2 separate regions of the Homo sapiens genome follow, and region 2 is linked to region 1. A link is a loop called in an ENCODE intact Hi-C map of the cell type or tissue named here. Cell type or tissue: natural killer cell. All regions are shown on one strand. Links, peaks and the distances in the headings refer to the core of each region. The heading gives the core; the rest is flanking DNA.

Region 1 (2,901 bases), core at 130-2,629:
TTGATTTTGTCCTTTGATGCTAGACCTTTGTCATCCACATCTTTGTCATCCACATCTGAACCCCATCTCTCGTTTCCATTGGTGGTAGTCGTGGTGGTGGTGGGCCTCAGTATGACTGCAGTAATGGTACCTGGTGCGTCTTCTTTCCAAGACTGCCCTTACTTAGTTTCTTTTGTTTGCAATGAGACAAAGATTTCTGAGCACCAAATGACAAAGAAGAGTTAAGTTTTTAAAAGCAATTGTTTTCTTCTTGAAATGTTTCTTTAGTTCCTGTTCAAGACAATGCTAAGCAAAATTCAGATATCACCACACAACCTCTGGTCTTCTGTGGAAGGCAAGACTTCTTCAAATATCCAAACACCTTGAGCCCCTGAGTTGGTCTGACTCGCTAGTCCCAGGGACAGACACAGTGAGGTTTATTTGCTGCTGACAGCCAAGCTCCAAGGCAAGATGGGACAGCTATTGTCATGGGGGGAGACATTCAGATCCCTCTTATGACTTGCCATAAAAATGATGGGCCTCTGGTGGGATCCATTCCCAACTCTCTTACCTCATTTCAGGTAGGTTCAGTGGTGACATCCAATCATAGCTCTCTTACCTAACTCACCTCTCCAAGGGCAAGCTTCTCACTATTCTCTAATCAAAATTTAGAAAACCTGCCAGTACAACCTTGGAGAAGAGGGGCTTTAGCCAAAAGCAGGTGCTATATTCTCTCCTTCCTGGAAGTGTCATCTCTTTTCTGGGCTAAGAGCACACAGATTTTGATGTAATTTGCCAAGAACAATAGGAAGAAGCACTGTTTCTGGATGCCACATGCTTCCTGAAAGAGGAAAATTGTAACATGTTGATATGATAGTGGAGGGTCTTGGAATTTTCTTGGAATCTTCTCATCTCTTCCATGGTGACAGAGATCCAGTGAGTGCCTGGTGAGATAGGACTTATTTGTAAATCCTTGTGAGCCTCTCTCTGCAGGCACTGGAATATACACTGATGAGATTTGGGCAGCCAGGCTTGGAAGGGGATGGGGCTGAGGAGCAGGAGGTGAGGGTCTGTGAAATTGGTTTTATTATTGTGACTCTGACCTCAGGTGGTCCCTCGGCAGCCCTAGGAAACTCAAAAAGTACATGCAGCTATTTATCCTGTTTCTTCACATTTACACTGATCAAGACAAAAGTAGCATCAGGGTCGTCCATATCCTCAGGAAAGGCTGCCAGAGGCTGTCTGGGCTGGCCAGGCTGATCTGCCAATTCCACTGGAAGCCTTTGCAGCTGCTCCCTTTTCCCAGACCCTGGCCTCGCCTCCTGTCTCTCACAAAGCCAGCTCAGCAGCAGCACCTGATCCTCGGGGTTTTCTGTAATTCCAAGCTCCAAGAACTAAAGGGCCTTCAGGTTGCCGGCCTCATCCTGAGCTGCAGCTTTGGGAAGGGAATAGGGACCAGGTTTGCCCAATGAAGAGGGACGCTAGTTTTCCCTTGTGTTTGGCGCTCCCTGGTGGAGAGCTTCGGAACCCCTGGTCGAATCCTCTCCCTTCCTGTCCCGGTTTGCTTTCAGAAGTCCTCTTCAGTCCCCGCTTACAGCCATTCCACCCCCGTGTGGAGGCAGAAAATAGCTTTCCAGTCCCAAGAGCGTGGCCTGCCCCTTGCAAAGGGCAGAGGGGATGCAAGTGTCCAAAACTGCAGCCTATGGGGGTCGACATGAACAAAGCTAAAGGGAACGTTGAGTGCCAATAGGAAGGTGCCCCGCCCTGAAGGTGCCTACCCAGACCTCTGCCTTCCGCAGTAGCCCCCCATGCTGCAGGCCTCGACCAGACACCAAGTTCCAGTCACCACAGATTGCCCCCTCTGGCTCATCCCACCACTCCCTAGACCCTGGCTTTGAGGGCAGATCGATTGGCCTATAGGGCTGGTGTCTTGGCTCAATGTGGTCCTTCTGCACACAGACCAGGAACTTTCTGCCAGGTTCTGGGGAAGGAGATGAACCTTCATTCCAGGCCCCAGCATCTCTCGGGTTCCAGAATGCTATGCTATTCTGCAGGGTGAGAAGGGCTGGTGTGCCCTTGGCCCAAAGGAGGGAATCACGTCAAGGCCGAGAGGCACAAACTTAGAAGGTCACAGAGACCAAGGCCCTCATTTTTCAGACATGGGAGCTGAGACCCAGTGGGGTAAGTGACTTGCCCAGGGGTCATATTTTAAGTTTTACTTCTGTAGCAGATGACAACTGTCTTAGTCCGTTTTCTGTTGCTTATAATGGAATACCTGAAACTGGGTAATTTAGAAAGAAAAGGAATTTAGTTCTTAAAGTTACGGAGGCTGAGAAGTCCAAGGTGAAGGGGCCACATCTGGTGAGGGCCTTCAGGCTGAGGACTCTCTGCAGAGTCCCGAAGTGTTGCAGGGCCTCACGTGGCGAGGGGGCTAGGCATGCTAGCTCAGGTCTCTCTCTTTATAAAGCCACCTGCCCCACTCCTATAATAACCCATTAATTCATTAACCCATTCACTTATCCATGATGGCAGCATCCTCATGAACCATTCACCTCTTAAAGGTCCCACCTCTCAATACTGTCACATAGAGGATTAAATTTCAACATGAGTTTTGGAGGGGACAAATATTCAAACCACAGCAACACCTCACCAGTCACGTTTCTGTCGTGCACCGCAGGCTCCCAGGATTGGAAAGAACTTCAGTCCAGTGGAGCCTCATGTCTCCAAGCCATTTCACAGCCAGGCTAGCAAAAAGATAAAGGTTTCATGAACATGGCTGTGGAAAGCCAGTGGATGCTGAGCATGCCTTCTGCTTTGCTCCACATCACAAACATCACCAAGTGGCAGGGCTTCTGGTCTCAGTGACAGTCAGCAATTGTAGAAGGAAGCTAGCAGATGAGGAGTTTTTGCTGTATTGTCTAT
Region 2 (2,901 bases), core at 241-2,740, 220 kb after region 1:
GAAATGACAATAAACAATGTAGGCAGAAAAACTGAGTTAGAAGGCTGGGTGCAGTGGCTTACACCTGTATTCCCAACACTTTGAGAGGCCAAGATGGAAGGATCACTTGAGGCCAGAAGTTCCAAACCAGCCTGGGCAACTCATTGAGACCTTGTCTCTACAAAATAAAAAGTGTTTTAAAAATTAGCCGGGCGTGGTGGCATGCACCTGTGGTTTCAGCTACTCGGGAGACTGAGATGGGAGGATCTCTTGAGCCTGGGAGGTCAAGGCTGCAGTGAGCCATGATCCCGCCACTGTACTGCACTCCAGCCAGGATGACTGAGCAGGGCCCGGCGCCCCCACCGCCCCCCGCCCCCACACACACCTGCGCCACCACCGCCCCCCACCCCCACACACACCCACTACCAAAAAAAAGAGAAAAACTGAGTTAATTATGAACGTAGTTTGAAATCACAATGCCAATGTCAAAAAATGATTCTTCAAAGAGCAAGCATATGATGTAAAATTTTAATAATGGCCTGAAGCTAGGATCCTAGTTTATGCCGGCAAACCTGTGTCCTCCAGCAGCCTTAAGCTCGGCAGAGATTCCCAGGCGCCGGCCTCGCGGGTGAACTGTCACACGTACCCAGAGCTTGGAGGAGGCGCGCCGGGGGAGTGTTGTGCTGGGGATTCCCAGGCCGGCTCCTGCTTCTCGCCTGATGAATGTGGAGTTCCTTCAGCCATCCCTCGGATCCTCTTAAACTTTTCTAAGTTTCAGGAGTGTGAATGACGCATTCCCCTAGTGTTAAGTGGCGACAGTTCTCCCTCTATTTTATCTCTTCAGTCATTTTAATGGTCATTGGGGGAGGCGTGTCAGCAGACCATCTTGGATGAAGGGCAAAAAGACCAGTTAGCATGGAATTGAGGTTTGTCGCTGGTGATGGCAGTGGGGACATGATCGCACGTCCTTGGGTCAGACTTCTCAGCTCTCTCCTCCCCATTTTTACCCCCAGCACTCGGTCAAACAAACAGACAAACAAAAAGACCCCTGCAACTCCCAGACAAACCAAAGCTAGAGTGTGTAGGTTGGGTGGCTTTCTGTTGGATAGTTGTGTGTCCCAAGTTACACGCATCCTATCTTGGCCCAGCTCCACTGGAGCCCGAGCGGCGGGGCGCAGGGTGCGAGCGGGAGGCTGGTGTTCTGCCCGCGATGGGCAGGGGAGCCGGGTGGCCGCGGGGCGAGGAGCCGCGAGGGCCGGGCCGGCGTGACACCACCTGGCGGAGTCTCGGGGAAGAGTCTTAAAGGCGCGCGCTCCTCCGTGCCCCGCGCACTCGAACGGGAGCCGCGGAGAGCTCGCCTCCCGCTGCCGCCGGCGCCTCGGGGAGGTAAGTGCCACCCGCGGATCCCGAGTCGCGGCCGGGTGGGGGCGGCCCGCGGCTGCCCCGCGCTCGGGAAGCTCTGGCTGGGGCTGCGGTCGGAGGGCGGCGCCCAAGTTTTCTTGAAGGCCTCGGAGGGCAGCTGGAGCGGCGTAGAGCCTGCGCGGGGATGGCGGGGGTGGCCGCGGGCCGGGGCCGTCTGGGGGCGGCCATCCCGGGCGGTGCGTGGAAAAGTAGGCACTGGTGCGCGGCGAGGGGCGCACGCCAGAGCCCCAGCCCCGCGTCCTGCGCACTTGGCGCGCTCTGGCCGCGGTCCCGGCGAGCCCCAGCCTGCTCCGGGCCGCGACCCCGGCTCCGCGCCTTCCTGCCCGCCCGGGTCCTTTGTAGCCCGCTGGCCCCGCGGTCGCGCACGGTCACGCCGGCAGGTCGCGCTCGGCGGCCGGCCAAGCCAGCCCCGGCCCTGCCGCGCCCGCGCCCCGGGCCACCCCGCCCGGCCCCCTCGGCGCTGCACCCCTCGCTTTCCCCATCTCCAGCCGCTCGCTATTTTCACACCTCCCGGTGCCCCGGCCCCGGCGCCTGATTCAGTGCTTAGTAATTAATTTGGCGTTTCAGAATGGTCAGCGGGCTGGATAATGGGTGCATTCATCCCCCGGGCTAATCTGAACAGAGGTGGGAAGAAAGGCTTTCACAGACAGAAAATGCCATTCGCCGAGCGCTCAAAGGGGCTGTCACTCCCAGAATAAATCGCCGCCGCGCCCGCCGGCTCCTCTGGCCATTTCCATACAGCTCCGGCCCGCGCCGCGGACCCGCCGGCCTCGGCCTCGGCTCCCGGGAATCACTCACTCGAGTGCCTTCGACGGGAAAGTCGGGCGAGAGCTGGACCCAGGCGGGGGCCGAGGGAAACGGGGAAACTGGAGACTCGGGTGAAGGCCGCAGGGGACAAAGAGATTGATTAGAAAATCAAACGCGCATCTAGAAGGAGGCGCAGGCGACTGCTCAAGGCGCGGACGGCGGAGCTGGGGCTCGGGAGCGTCCGTCCAAAACCCCCGAGGTTCGCCAAAGAGGAGGGCCCGCGGCCCAGACCCTCCGGAGCGTGCCCGAGGCGACACGGCAAGCTTCTGGGGCTCCCAAATTGTGAATGGAGTTCAATGCACAAGCATAGATAGTAGAAACAGGGTCGACCTGCACAGACTTTTTATTCCGAGTTCCTTGTGCTATCAGCCCCGTCGCCCTCGCGGCCTGGAAGGTGACACGGTGTCTTCCCCGGCCTCCTGCTCGCCACCCCTGTTGGGACCCTCGGGTCCGCCTGGGGACATCTGCTGAGCGGGTGACGGAGGCTTTATCCTTTGATCCCTTCTGGATCCGGTGACGCGCTAAGTGTTGGGCACGTACGGCCTACGGAGTTTGAATGCTGGGGCCTTCCTGTTGCGGCACCCCCAGCCCACTGGTGCAGCGGGATCGTGCGCTCCCGCCGCAGCCCTAATCCAGAGGACCGCGCCGCGCCAGCGCCTTCAGCCAGGCTGTGGCGCCTCCAGTGGGTAGGGC

Evidence for each region. Hi-C counts contacts between places; a loop is a spot of excess contacts. Peaks named below come from ENCODE experiments on the same cell type or tissue, not always from the same donor. Only the 100,000 strongest peaks of a DNase experiment are listed, where the experiment ranks them.
Region 2: a loop joins it to region 1, with 2.9 times the contacts of the local background. A loop is called at or near these places in 9 of 110 quality-filtered maps.

The regions. Positions count from the first base shown.
Region 1 is chr17:8,784,511-8,787,411 of GRCh38, forward strand. No RefSeq gene overlaps it. Among named protein-coding and RNA genes, the nearest start is that of MFSD6L, 13 kb to the right of the region's middle. In natural killer cell, for the core only: a CTCF peak has its summit at 1,485 (motif pointing left); a DNase peak (open chromatin) is centred at 1,491.
Region 2 is chr17:9,001,780-9,004,680 of GRCh38, forward strand. It overlaps a transcript of NTN1 not described here. Among named protein-coding and RNA genes, the nearest start is that of NTN1, 18 kb to the right of the region's middle. RefSeq lists silencers at 1,229-1,338, 1,369-1,418 and an enhancer at 2,043-2,672. In natural killer cell, for the core only: no CTCF peak of the experiment used is centred there; a DNase peak (open chromatin) is centred at 1,292; H3K27me3 peaks cover 1,148 bases.